Linked DNA regions of Homo sapiens: regions 1, 3 and 4 are each linked to region 2. Evidence: chromatin loops called from intact Hi-C (ENCODE). Cell type or tissue: A673. All regions are shown on one strand. Links, peaks and the distances in the headings refer to the core of each region. The heading gives the core; the rest is flanking DNA. Region 1 overlaps DCC (DCC netrin 1 receptor). Region 2 overlaps DCC (DCC netrin 1 receptor). Region 3 overlaps DCC (DCC netrin 1 receptor). Region 4 has its middle 280 kb from the start of LINC01630.

The links. A loop is a pair of places that touch in the nucleus more often than their neighbours do. Peaks named below come from ENCODE experiments on the same cell type or tissue, not always from the same donor. Only the 100,000 strongest peaks of a DNase experiment are listed, where the experiment ranks them.
Region 1: it touches region 2 in a loop (5-fold over the local background); 5 of 110 quality-filtered maps call a loop at or near these places.
Region 3: a loop joins it to region 2, with 2.1 times the contacts of the local background. A loop is called at or near these places in 14 of 110 quality-filtered maps.
Region 4: a loop joins it to region 2, with 6 times the contacts of the local background. A loop is called at or near these places in 6 of 110 quality-filtered maps.

Annotation. Positions count from the first base shown.
Region 1 is chr18:52,341,760-52,345,261 of GRCh38, reverse strand. All of the region lies in intron 1 of DCC (DCC netrin 1 receptor), which reads right to left. Among named protein-coding and RNA genes, the nearest start is that of DCC, 3.3 kb to the right of the region's middle. In A673, for the core only: a CTCF peak has its summit at 1,973 (motif pointing left); DNase peaks (open chromatin) are centred at 1,121, 1,951, 2,641 and 3,021; H3K4me3 peaks cover 2,419 bases; H3K27ac peaks cover 2,459 bases.
Region 2 is chr18:52,902,291-52,905,792 of GRCh38, reverse strand. The region is part of intron 2 of DCC (DCC netrin 1 receptor); the gene reads right to left. Among named protein-coding and RNA genes, the nearest start is that of MIR4528, 330 kb to the left of the region's middle. In A673, for the core only: a CTCF peak has its summit at 1,733 (motif pointing right); a DNase peak (open chromatin) is centred at 1,762.
Region 3 is chr18:52,721,351-52,724,852 of GRCh38, reverse strand. All of the region lies in intron 1 of DCC (DCC netrin 1 receptor), which reads right to left. Among named protein-coding and RNA genes, the nearest start is that of DCC, 380 kb to the right of the region's middle. In A673, for the core only: no CTCF peak of the experiment used is centred there; DNase peaks (open chromatin) are centred at 1,452 and 1,732; H3K4me3 peaks cover 1,484 bases; H3K27ac peaks cover 2,188 bases.
Region 4 is chr18:51,666,900-51,670,401 of GRCh38, reverse strand. No RefSeq gene overlaps it. Among named protein-coding and RNA genes, the nearest start is that of LINC01630, 280 kb to the right of the region's middle. In A673, for the core only: a CTCF peak has its summit at 2,128 (motif pointing left); a DNase peak (open chromatin) is centred at 2,051; H3K4me3 peaks cover 165 bases; H3K27ac peaks cover 638 bases.

The DNA.
Region 1 (3,502 bases), core at 583-3,082, 560 kb after region 2:
TTAATCAATCAATTAATCAAGTAATTTCAGCAGGTTTGTGACATTATTCTTTGGCCTCAGGCAAAGCTAAGATTTCTTGAAATTTATGTATATAGTTCATCTAAGAGATTATCATCTGAGGTAGATTAATCCTTCAAAAATGTATAGCTGGGTAGCAAATACCAAAACAGAGCAATGTGTTCCCAATTTGGTGCAAGTTTCTGATAGTAGTGTGGGCCAGAAACTTCCTATGGAAAGTAGGAAGATCTGTAATCAGGCAAGAACTCATTCTCTAGGGAAATTGCAAGTGCCCTTATGTAATTAGAGCTATCATAATTCACACCAAAGTCAGCTATTTGAAGGAGAAGGTATGAGGGGGTGGAAATCCTCCTTGTTTGTGTGTGGATGTGGACATTGAATTTTAATTTTAAAGAAATACCCGGAAACAACTGCATTCTCTTTAAATAGTTATCTTTACTGGTAGAATCATGAAGAAGAAGTTTCACATGCAAAGTTTGGGATGGCAAATTCTCCAAAGAAATGGTAAGAACACTTACTTTAAAATGTAATCTTAGGGCACAGTCTCCCATGGAAAGAAATATTCTGTTCAGAAACTTCAGCACTGCTTTTAAACATGCCGCACCAGGTAAAGATAAGTGTTTTGTCTGCAAGTCAAAATTTAAATCAGGGCTCATTTCCAAATGACAGTGATCCTGCTAGATGACCCTACTGCGTGCAGCTGCAAACATTCCAGGAGCATATTATATGCATTTGAAGAATCCCAGACTGTTAGATGTATGAAACTGGAAGCGAGAAACATTTCCTCTCATTAAAGATGCTTTTGAGATAACTGAGTTGCTAGAATTCCTTTAGAAGATGCAGTATCACAACTTCCCTCTCTAAAAACAAGTAAAAATATCCCCGCCTCCCCACCAAAAAATCACCTCCCCATATATCTTGTCAAGCTTCCCATTGGTTTAGGAAACCATACTACAGCCTGCAAATATCCTGTACTCTAGCAGAAACTTTCAGCAGAGCTTCATTCAGGAATTTAGGTAGGATTAAGGCTCTTCCTCTTCAATGAAAACAATAAGGAAGTTTGCTAAGAGGTTAACTTGCCAGAGAATAAATTTAAGTCATACACACTGAGAAGTTATAAATCTCTCCCCAGAAAAAAATGCCTATCAGCATCTCAAGCCAGCCTGGCTTTTAAGAGCATTAAAGCAAAGGCACTAAGCCTAATATATTCACATATAACACATGTGGTGGCCGTTTCCCATGCTTTATAACTCAGAGGGCAGCTGCTGCTGTGTGGGAAATGGACACTGACAGGTACTGGTGATTTATACTGCGGCACTCACAGAGGAGTGGACTGCCAGCCTACCCCGAGCCCTCAGGCTCTGCCATACTCCCGCCACTCAAAAGCAAACCCACATGGGGGCATCTGATCTGCTTTGGTTGGGGGAATGAGAAGAGGTCGCCTAGGGAGGGCGACCAGCCTCATTTCAGCATATCCAGACTACATTAAACACTCACAGATTTTTTTCAATGCAATGGAACCCAAACATGTATGAAGAATTAATTAATATGTATGCCTCATTTTTCACTCATTAACATCCAACATCCAAAATTGTTATCTTATCTGAGATCCCCTGAGACTCTATAAGGTTCCTGTGCCTGTGGCTCATGTCAAATATATAAGAAGATGACATCTTACAGAAGCCAACTAAAAAGTCACCATCCTCCTCCCCCAACATCAAGTCCTCACTCTCTACTGACACTTTTCAGGGCTGTCCTTTGTTAAATCATCACAGTTTCATACAAATCTACAGCAGCTTCAGACTTTACCTAGAAAGTGGGAAAGGGCCCAGTGCTATTGTGCTAGTCTCCATAATCCTTTGTTACCAATCAACAAAGTCTTTAAAACACCCGGCTGAATGGGAATTTCTCTGCCAGTAAACTAGACACTTGGCCTTATTAAGGGCACCTCCTACTGGTCCTTTTATAGAGTGAACTATGCTTTCTCGTTGTAAGTTTCCTGCCATGTTCCTAAACAGGGGAAATTATTACTAAGAGAAAGAAGTGATACTCAGATTAATGAGCAAAGGCCAGAGTGTTGTGAATTGGCAATATCTTAAAAATGCACCATCCACTTTCCTGCGAGCTGCGCAAACTGCATCACGACTCACTTGCAAATAACAGATATAGATTTAGAAGTGCAGAAAAGTTTAAAGATTTAGATCCGTTAGCCTATCCACCAACATAACCCATGTGTATGTGTGTGTATGTATCCCTTCCTTACATCTGCTTTTTCAAGCATAGATCTGTCTGTTGAGGAGAAAATTAAAATGAAGCAGTAATACATGGCCCTGACTCTCTGGACAAGAAATGTAAATAAATGCAAAGAGAATATTTAATTAATTTAGACATTAATAAAACGCACATAAATTTATCTCTATTAATCTACCCCCACCCTATGCCAGACAAAAGTCACTTGAGTAATAGCTTTAAAATACTGTCGTGTAATTGACAAGACATCATTGTTCATTTTTGTACACCTTGCTTCATGCAGTGCATTCAGCTAGCACATTTCAGGTCAGCAGTGCTGCTGTTAGGCAGACTTTCTACCCAGTAAGGGATGCCCCCTGAACTTCCCCTTTCCCGTCCGCATAGGTCTCCCAAACTGCTATAGAAAGCCCAAGTCAATCTTCTGGGCAGAAGGAGGGTCCTCCTCCCCGCAGCCTCTAGCATTTGAGGGTCTCGAGGAGGCAATTTAAAACAGACACCTATTCATTACTGTGGAGATGCCCACCCCCCCACCCCCACCCACCTTTTGCGAGAGTAATTGTTGAGGACAAAGCTCCGGGAGAGAAGAGCCAGGGGAGGAGGGGACCGGCCCGGGAGGGACAGACGGAGGGAGGGAGCACCAGCGGCTAAGCGCGGGGATGCGGGTACGCGCTCATCACAGGACAGCGCGCGTGCACACACACACACACACACACGCACACACACACACCCCTCCTGCCTGCTCTCTCTGTCTCTGGCCAAAGGAAGATGAGGAGCTGAGCCCGAGTGCAAGCGCAGATTCCTGCCCGCGTGCGGCCGAGCGAGGCTTTGGGGAGCCTCGGGCTGCCTTGGCGCTTGACTGTCTGAATCCCTCGCGACAGTGAGAGGCGCATTTTCTGCTCGCGTTCGCAACCCTTGGCCATGCAGCACTTAGCAGAGAAGAGAAAGCCGGAGCTGCGGACTCCGGGGAGGCTGGGGGCTTGGCCGCGATTGATGTGCCATTCCCTGTTAATTTCCCAGGCACGAACTGGGGAGCTCCTACTCAACGCCCGGTCTCTGCCTGAGCCTGTTTTTCCTTTGGATTTGGAAAAAGGTCGTTTCCGAAGGGCTCTCTGAATGCTCATCCAGCCGCTCTCCTCTCCTTCTTTGCCAGGACCGCTCACTGTACCCCAGTGCCCATCTACACTTGCGGTGAGGTCCCGCAAAACAAGTGGACCTTATCATGAGTCATTTTGCT
Region 2 (3,502 bases), core at 502-3,001:
GTAAAATAAACAAAGTAGATAAGATTAGCCTAATTTTATAGATAAGGAAATTGAGGTTCAGAGAAGTGAAATCCCACATTGGAGTTCAGTTTTTAGATGACAGTCCTACAGACAGCAACTTGTTCTTCCGAATCCTGGTCCTATGGACAGAATTCCTGTTACCCCACTTTGGACAAAGGATTATGAAGTCATGAAGATTCATGAAGGACTCGTCATACGGCATGACCTAGAGCAGCTTCAAGAAAGAGGGATGATAGGAACCACCAATTATAGTAACAAAGGATTGTCTTTTAGGGTTTACTGCTTAAGGTAAATGTTCATCCACATTTGCCAGGTATGGCTGTGGTGTAGTGAAAAGATTTAAAAGCTGGAATTAGGATAGCTTGTGTTTCTAGACTAGTTGAGCCACCTATTACATATGAATACTTTGGAAACTTGTTTCATTTCTTTGGGCCATGAAATGGGGTAATATCTAATTCACATAGTCACTTCAATGTTCATATGAAATAACATGTGAAAATGATTCATTCATATGAATGACCAATATAAGGAAAAAATAAAAGAAATAAACTGGCCATTACATACAAGCATAAGCATGCATGAAAAAATAAAACAAATAAACTGGCCATTACATACAAGCATAAGCATGCATATACATGCTTGTATGCATCACCATGCATACAAGCATAAGCATGGTGAGAGAGAAGGCTTCTCTGCCATGACGTTGTACATGAGAGGGGTAGGTGTTTTCACCTTGCCATCTCAAACCCCCTGATATGAACAAGTGGATATTTGTGATCCTAAGTTTTGACCATGAAATTCTTGTGTTTTTTTAAATTATTACAAAGAAATCTATTGGTATCAATTGTGCCATCAATGAAAGACCACTGGCAAATTCTTAGAGAAAATTCAACTAAATTTTAATAATTATTTATGTTTGCTATTCATCCCAGTTAAATTCTGATATTTCTATTTTCATTTGACTCATTCCAGAATTGTTTTAATTTTATGCACATGTCACAATAAACTTTGATCCATTCATCAGTCTGGGGTTCATGTCAAGTTTTACTAATCATATTTTATGTTACTGTGATTTTTATTTTATAGATTTAAGTCAACATTCCCCAGGTCCAGGTTTAAATTTTGTCCAGAAAGCTTGATTGTCTCATTAATCTTCAGTAAACAAAATTCTACTGTGTTCAGTTTTAATTACCCTTAGTTTTAATTTGGGTCTATTAATTTTCATGATCCTAATTTTCCCCACAACCTGATACAAATTTTGCTGTGGCCAAAAGGGCAAAGGTAAAATGACCTGGGTCAAATCATAATTTAATATGAGAGACAATAAGCGATGCTATTTCACTTTCCCTCCCTAAGTGAAGGTGAAATTTTACGTCTCTTTTAGGGATTAGAGTTTTGGACCACAAAATAACTGAATCTATGAAATATAAAATTAGACCAAAATTATATGTGGGTTAGGTACAAGCTGCTGAAGGATATCACTCATTATAGCTACATCCACAGAAATAGACCTGCAATCCTAGAGATGCAATATTAAGATTGTTCTTTGTAAGAAAGATTAATGCTATACCATGCAAAAACCTTAATATTGATGCAAATATTAATTTATCCCTCACATATATATTCTAAAATTACTCATCTGATTCTTAAACTAAGGCTCTGAAATCTGGATCCATGGGGATGCCTGGATAAACACTACAGATTGCCTACAGGGGGCGCCAGCCACTTGGCTAATTTTATTCTTTTTCAGTTAGAACTAATCTGTGTCTGTGCTGCATCTACCACTGGGTGAAGAACGAAAGGAATTAGTTACCTTGTACCCAGGCTTATTGCTCAAAATCCAGTTTCCAGACTGTCTGCATTATACAGTCTTGTGTCTATTCCAAAGAAGTACGTTAATCTACTACAGATTGGCTCAGGTATGGATTTAAGGCATGTACTTAAACAGAGCATGATCTGTGTCTACCACACAAAGCAAAGCTGCAATGAGTAGTGACAGATATGAGGCTTATGTAGGGCAATGAGTTTCGCACAAATTTGATTTTTATTTAATAGTTTTCTTCTTGGTTGTCATCCCTAGTATTTTATTTTGTAGTTAAGGAAATATAGTCAGGAATAATTTTCCAATATACACAAGTTATGTATTTAATATATGTAGGTGAGAATAAAATTTTAAGTTGATTTTAATAATCTGGACATTTATATATTCAGATTTATGGCTCTTTAGAAGTCATACACATTGGATAAATTTAAAGCATTTAAACCATTTATCCATGGTGGTTCACACCTGTAATCCCAGCATTTTAGGAGGCAAAGGTGAGAGAATCACTTGAGCACAGGAGTTTGAGACCAGCCTGGGCAACATGATGAAACGCTGTCGCTACAAGAAATTTTTAAAAATTACCCAGGTGTGGTGGCACACACCTGTGGTCCCAGCTACTCGGGAGGCTGAGGTGGGAGGATCACTTGAGCCCAGAGGCAGAGGTTGCAGTGAGCTAAGACTGTGCCACTGCACTGTAGCCTGGGCAAGAGAGTGAGAACCTGTCTCAAAAAAAGAAATAATAAAACAGAAAATTAAACATCTATTTTACATCCGAATGTCTTTTGCATTCAAAAATGTATTTGCAAGTAGGTTCTAGAGCCTGGAATATGTAAAATGAAATAGTAATTCAAACTGATACTCAACAATTGGTTTCCTATGTAAACTTCATCTACTTGGAAGAATTCGATACAAAGGCTGGGATTGCATATTAATATAATTAGACTTAACAGAATTGGCTAATAGAATTGCATGCACTCTGTGATGATTTCAGATCTTAACAAGCCAGGGCCAGAACTGCATCCTGTTTAAAAGTTAACAATGCAATGTTTGAAAATTTCACAGAGTTGATTATTTGTCATAGTGAGAAATTATAAACATGATGCATAGTCTTTTCTTTTTGTCTCTAAATGGGAAACTCTACACATTCAAAAGCAATTCTAAGTTTATAAGGCTCTATAAGGCTTGACTGAATGCTCCCAATATTGTGCTAAATTTTAGCAGTTACATCTCATGGTGGTGTAACAACCCAGCAACAGTCTTAAAAGAAGAAGAAATTATAGACTATCAACTTAGTACTATAGTTTCAAGGTATGTGCATGAATATCTAGTAATGAACAATAAACTCACTATAACGCATACGTATGAAATACTATATTTTCGTAAAAGTCATCTAATGTTCTAATGCAATACAAATGATTCCCAAGCTTCATCCAGAGAGAGATACAGGTATAATTTTCACTAGATCCTTGTGAAAAATAGTTACCTGCTCAACCACAGCCCATTCATGGAAAAAGCCTGGTTCAGACTCATTAGGCCACATCTGATCCGTTGTAATGATAGCAGCAATGGTCTTCCTATCTCTCTGTTTTCCTCACTCGAATGCATTCCAAACATAGTCAAAATATCAGTGCTCCTACATCACTAAAGGTTTTGCTTCAC
Region 3 (3,502 bases), core at 531-3,030, 180 kb after region 2:
CCGTCTAGGGGAAGGAATTGTGTAGAATGGGTCAGATGGAGCCAGGTTTACTCACTGTGCTGGTTTACCTGTGCTGAAGCTGTGTGTATAGGGTGTTTGAGTGACATGATGAATGAAAGACAGCCTTTGCTTCAAGAAATTTTAGGCTGCTATGAAAGAGGGAGACAAGTTTTAATAAGCATACAAATGGTTGCCAAAGGACAAAAAATAACCAGGATGTACTGATCATGCTGGTCTGTTGGTAAATCTTAGGAAGATTTCAGGTTCAATTTCAAGTTACAATTTGAAATTGAGGAGAGCTGTAGAGTTCTGAGCAACCACAGGAAATTTAGGCAAATTTTTGGAAATATAGGTACAGGTAAGATAAAACTGGCTATTGAGAAAGGATTAAAAATAAGGTATGAGGCTGGGCACAATGACTCACACCTGTAATCTCAGCACTTTGGGAATCTGAGTTGGGAGGATCACTTGAGCCCAGGAATTTGAGACCAGCCCGGGCAACATAGTAAGACCTTATCTCTATTAAAAAAAATAATAAAATAACAGGATGTGGTGGCACATAACTGTAGTCTCAGCTACTAAGGAGGCTGAGGCAGGAGGATTGTTTAGGCCCAGGAGGCCAAAATTGCAGTGAGTCCTGATTGCACCACTGCACTCCAGCCTGGGCAACAGAGTGAGACTGTATTTTTTAAAAAAGGTATGAGAGGAAGATCTATGAAAACAAGAGAACAGGATCCATGAAAGGTAAAATAAAGTTGATATCTGGTGGTGAAAGTGATGGATGGTCTCTAGAGGTCTGAAATACTCACTATTGCCCCTTTCTGCCTCTTCTCAGGATACTCATCTGTACCTTTGAAGAGTTTCAGCTTGCAGAATCAACTCTTCCCACTTCTGAGACAGTGTTGACAGACTGGTTGTTTATGAGTGGCTCACAGCTGGTGGGGTTAGGTATGAATCATGTCGTCTCCGATCAAGCACTTAGGATGCCTGAGGGTCAGCTTAGGCTCGCCTTTGCCCTTACCTCTCTGGTTCATTTCATCTGTGTAATTTGGGTTTTCAGCATTGCCTTCTTGATTTATGCCACAATTCCTTACTCTGGGATATAAAGACTTCCTTGCATTAGTCTACTTGGCTGGGCCCCTAAAATGCAAAGAAGCCCTTATGAGCCTGACTCCAGCCTCAGACAGAACATTCCAAAGCCATGCTAAGTGATTCATCTGACCTCAGGTATGCTGGCTGCAGGGCCCTCCCACAGCCAAGCCTCACCCTCTGTAAGTTAGATGAATGCTTTAAATATGGTGTTCGTGTCCCTTTGGGAATGGTAATTAGGTCTGAGGGACGGCTGAAGCCAAACCTGCTCTTTTCTAGGTTTTCCTCCTTTACATTCTAGCCTACTGTTGGCGTTCTACAATGCCTTGGTGTTCTGGCTCCTCACTGATCTGCAATAATTATCCTAGTAGGCAACAACAGACAGGGTTTGTGTCATCCTTAATGGCAGGATCACCAGTAAAGCGTCTGAATGGTTTTTGTGTTGAATTCTGTGTCTAATTTATTACGGCTGCATTTTGGAATATTTTTATTATTATTTACTGCCAATAGAAATATTTCACTTGAATATAAAGACACAGCCTAAGAATTAGAGCAAAAAGACAAACAAACAATATAAGGAGAGTTCAGATCACTGCAGACAAAAGAGAACATCCTATGAATTTCCGGAGAGTGAGAGAAAGGGAGGGAGGGGTAGCGATAGCTAATCTAATAGGATTAGCTACCAGAATTCATCAGACTTTGTCAAAAGCAGCCTTGGAAGCTAGAGGACAATAGAGCTATGCTCTCAAATTCTGGAAGAAAACATTTCCTTACCTAGAGTTGCATACCTAACCAAACTACAAATTAGGTGAGAAAATGGAACCAAAACATTTTCTAACACATAAAATTTTAATTTTAGCTCCCATGAATCCTTTCTCAAGAAGCTACTGAAAAATATAACCCACCAAAAGGAGGGAATACAGCAGACAGGAGAGTCAGGAAGTTGGTAAAGCAGTAAGAAAGGGAAGTACAGGAAATCCTCAAAATGGTGGTGAAAGGAGACCCTTAGTGACTGCACTGCTCAGTGTGTAGCAGCCAACCCATCCAGGTGAGGGCAGGTCAGGAGTCTCTGAGAGTTCCTCAAAAAGAAGAAATGGACAGATGCGTCTGAACAATTGGGAGGACATTTATTATTGCAAAAACCGCCATTACTTTTGCACCAGTCGAATAGGCAGATGATGAAGACTTAAGTATGTTAAAGCTATGAAAACAAAGCACAAGATAATTATGAATTCTGGAGTGGGGGTTGGGAGAGTGGAAATTATACTACATAAATAATAACCATAGTATGTTCTAACTCAGTAGTGAGAACACTGAATATTGATCTAAACAAATTAAGATATAACTTTACTGGGAGTCTGAGGATGAGAAGGAATATTGAGGGTGGAGGTGAATGGTGAAAGGTAGGAAAGGAAGCCATCTCTATCTCTGCCACAGATGGAAGTTAGCAGATAAAGCCTAAGCTGGAAAAAAGTTTAAAAAGGAACAATATAAGCATGTTCCTTAGAGATATAGAGCACAATTCCCTAATAAACTTGTATTGAAATTCAAAGTGGTTCCTTTTGGGAGGGGGAGTAGACTGGAAGTGGAACAGCAAGGGAATGATGTTTTGTAGCAAGCCTTTTAGAATTCTAGAGCTCTTTAATCCATGTGCACCCACAATTGTCATAGACATGAATGCAATGTGCATTTTACCTACTTTATTTTATTTACTTATTTATTTATTTTATAAATTTTTTTGAGGCAGAGTCTTACTCTGTGGCCCAGCCTGGAATGCAGTGATGCAATCTCGGCTCACTGCAACCTCCACCTCCCAGGTTCAAGTGATGCTCCTGCCTCAGCCTCCCAAGTAGCTGGGATTCAGGTGCCTGCCACCATGCCCGGCTAATCTTTGTATTTTTCATAGAGATAGGTTTTCACCATGTTGGCCAGGCTGGTCTGGAACTCCCAACCTCTGGTGATCCACCTGCCTCGGCATCCCAAAGTGTTCAGATTACAGGCATGAGCCACTGTGCCTGGCCATTTACTTACTTTAAAAAAGTGATTTGGGGTACCTCTGTAACCAAGAGACCATCATCTTTAGAGAAAAATTAGGGGGCTTAAGGGGCATGAAAGAGGAGAAATGTTGTGATATGTGCCTTAGTGAAGTCCTCCTCACTGTGCCTTAGGAAAAAGGCCCATTGTACATTGGAAGATAAATCAGATTATCTCTTTCTAGGTAAGATATTATCTAGGAGTTAAAAGTTGGCTTCACACAAGTCGGATTTGTCTTCATAAAACCCAGTGCCTAGTTGATAAAGTCAAATCTGACCTGATAGTTTATATTTGGAACAAACAGAACTGTAACCCCTCACTGTCCTGTTAGGCACAGTCAAAGTTTGTTTATAATATCATTATTTTGAGAATTTTTTGA
Region 4 (3,502 bases), core at 730-3,229, 1.2 Mb after region 2:
CTCAGCCTCCCGAGTAGCAGGGACTACAGACACCCACCACCTCGCCTGGCTAATTTTTTGTATTTTTTAGTAGACACGGGGTTTCACCGTGTTAGCCAGGATGGTTGCAATCTCCAATCTCCTGACCTCGTGATCCGCCCGCCTCGGCCTCCCAAAGTGCTGGGATTACAGGCGTGAGCCACCGCGCCCAGCTGAACTGAAACTCTTTAACCTGCCATGCAAAGCTGCCTGACATATGGCTCTCACCTAAGCTTGCAGCAGCCTTGCTCACTATGTCTGCTCTCCTACTCTGTGTTCCCCATTCAGTCTCTTCTTGCAGACTTCTTTATTTTGTGCTTGCCATTTCTTAATGCAAAAATCTCTTCCTCTCCTTTTATCTTTATATGAATACATCCTACCACTGAACCCTCAGCTGAAATAATTTTTGTCTTGCTCTATACTTTTCCGTACTTACCGTAGAGTCTTTGTCTTTTCTCTGACATTATCGTGATATTCACATTTATTGTCTTTTCTCCTACCACAAAGTCTCCAGAGAAGACAATCCTGCCTGATACATCTTAGTTTCCCACAAAACATTCAGCACAATGAAAATACTCCATAAATATTTTCATAAATATTTGCATAAACATGTGCTGAATGCATGGACACAGGGCAGGGAACATCACACACTGGGGCCTGTTGGGGGGTGGGGGGCTGGGGGAGGGATAGCATTAGGAGATATACCTAATGTAAATGACGAGTTGATGGGTGCAGCAAACAAACATGGCACATGTATATCTATGTAACAAACCTGCACATTGTGCACACGTACCCTAGAACTTAAAGTATAATAAAAAAAAAAAAATGTGTTGAATGAATGAGGTCACTCTCAGTATTTAATAAGAATAAAAATAAATACTGCCTTAAAGATTAATCATTCTGCTGGGCTTCGGGGACATCATCCTTCTATACTGTAAGGAACTGTCATCTTACTGTGATTTTGTCTTTTCATGAAATAGAATTTTTAAAGGAACCACCTATTACTGAGGGTGCCAATTAATTGAGCTCCAGCTATCCGAGGTTTACCAGGTCTACATAGATGATCTATTACAGAATTCCCTTCCCACTTCCCCGGTCATGCCCTCTCCTGCCCTGCCTGATTCCTAATCCTGTCAAAGCCTGACCTAGGTCTATCCTTCCCTGAACGCTTCCCCAGCTGTAGGGAATTAATATTGAGTTCTGCTTGTGCGAGGCACTGTTGTATTCCAAGACACAGGGATAGGTTTTCCTATGAACTCTCAGAGCAAATTTGTTGACATGATGTACTTAGCAGAAACTACCTTTTGTGTTACTGGATTGACTAAATTTCTTATCGTCTCTAGTAGACTGGATTTTTCCTTGAGGAAAGGGATGATATTGTACATCTGTTATTTTAAACCCTAATAACTGGATCATATCCAGTAGTATTACTATAAGGCTTCCAAGCACCTCAGTCAGCTCAGCCCTACAGGTAGCTTCTTCAGAGACAGCCACCATGTAAAACCCAGCCACAGCATCTCACACACATACCAGTTCTGATATCCTCCTTTAAAGACAAGCCTGCCACCAGCTGTTTTCCTCTGAGCTTTGATCGCTAAGCCTCAGGGTGGGTGAGCATTTTTTGAGGCTGCCAATCCAAGCTTTGTCCACCATGTAATGGACATGAATACTGAACTGGTGTTGCTGTACTGGGTTCTAGTAAACAAAGGGTATCAGCTGGTCACACCATTCTGACCACGATGAGGACCAGGAAAAAATAAAATGGCAGAATTTATCCCTAAAGCAAGTGTGTATATGTGTGTGTGTTTCTGTGTGTGTGATAAAATAATGACCCCCCCACCGCCCCCCCACCCGACAGGTTATAATGCCTATCCTTGTATAGTGTTGCTTGCCAAGGTCCCAGAGGGAAAGAATAAGTTGTAATTGTACAAAATTCAATAGAACCCCAAACATGACAGTACACGAAATCTGCACATGAATTAGAAAGCATAAGTCATGTGCGTTCTCCGGCGGCGGTAGCAGGGCAAATTTTCCCATCAATGAAAGTAAAAATAAAGCTAAGCTATGAGCGCCACCTCGTGGAGAAATCTCTCACTGCACTAACCTCTTCCACTGAGGGGCCAGGTGGAAATGCCAGGGGCGGGGTGCACCCCTGGATGTGATCATCTGCTGTTGCTCATACTCCATCTCACCCACGACATTAGGCCACTTCCTTGGCACACAGGGAATTGGGGGTAGTTGCCTTAGTCCTCGCCCTCTGATGTGAACAGCAGTTGATACAAGACAGTGACACCGGGATAGCTGGTGTGATGCTGTTAGCTGGTACAACAAAAACAAAAGCCCTGATGCACACTCATGAGTATATGTACCATTCACACACTCATACAGAGGACCCCGATGCACATTCATGAGTGTATGTATTACTCACACATTCATACAAAGGACCCCGATGCACATTTATGAGTGTGTGTATCACTCACACATTTATCCATAGGATCCCGACGCACATTCATGAGTGTGTGTATCACTCACAGACTCATACATAGGATCCCAACCCACATTCATGAGCATATGTATCATTCACATTCATCCATAGGACCCTGATGCACATTCATGAGTGTATGTATCACTCACACATTCATACATAGGATCCCAACGCACATTCATGAGCGTATGTATCACTCACACATTCATCCATAGGACCCCGATGCACATTCATGAGTGTATGTATCACTCACACATTCATACATAGGACCCCGATGCACATTCATGAGTGTGTGTATCAGTCACACACTCATACACAGGACTCCGAGGGACCCTTCTCCCTTCCCCGTGTCCTGACAAGTGAGACGCTCTGTACTCTCCTTTTTCGAACTTCATTGCCTTTTCAGGACTTCCCTTTGCCCTTGAAGGACATTGTGACCCATGCAAATTCTGGGATGGGACTGGCTGTAAATCCTACAGCAGATAGTAGCCAGTAGGATCTGTCCTGGTACTGGCAACGTGGCAACGGTCTAAGGATATCCCTGGCAAGTTGTGTCATTCACCGAGTTTACTTTCTATCCTAGGCAGTGACATGGACTTAAATTTGTCACGCGAGTTTGAATTGCTAGTCAAGACTGAAAGAGAGGCTGGAACTGGACTCCTGGGTTCAATCTTCAAAGCGTTTCTGTCTAGCAGCTGCCATTTCAGACAAGCTCCTCGGTGAGGGAATCAATGAGACAGCATTTATCTTCCTGACAGAATGGCCCCCTGTGAGGCTGTTTGCTTTTGTGCTGGCACTGCAGCTGAGGAAGATACGGCTTAGATCCAGGCCCTGCCTCAGTGTCTTCGCAAAGGGACAGATTTTCCTCACCACAGTGACCACACTGAAGCCACTGACAGGGCAGGAGCCTTGGGGTTGCAGGTCCGGCAGCGGGACAGAGGTTCTCAGCAGAGGCCAGACTTGAGAGAGCTGCATGCTGTTCAGGCGGGAGCCTTGTCT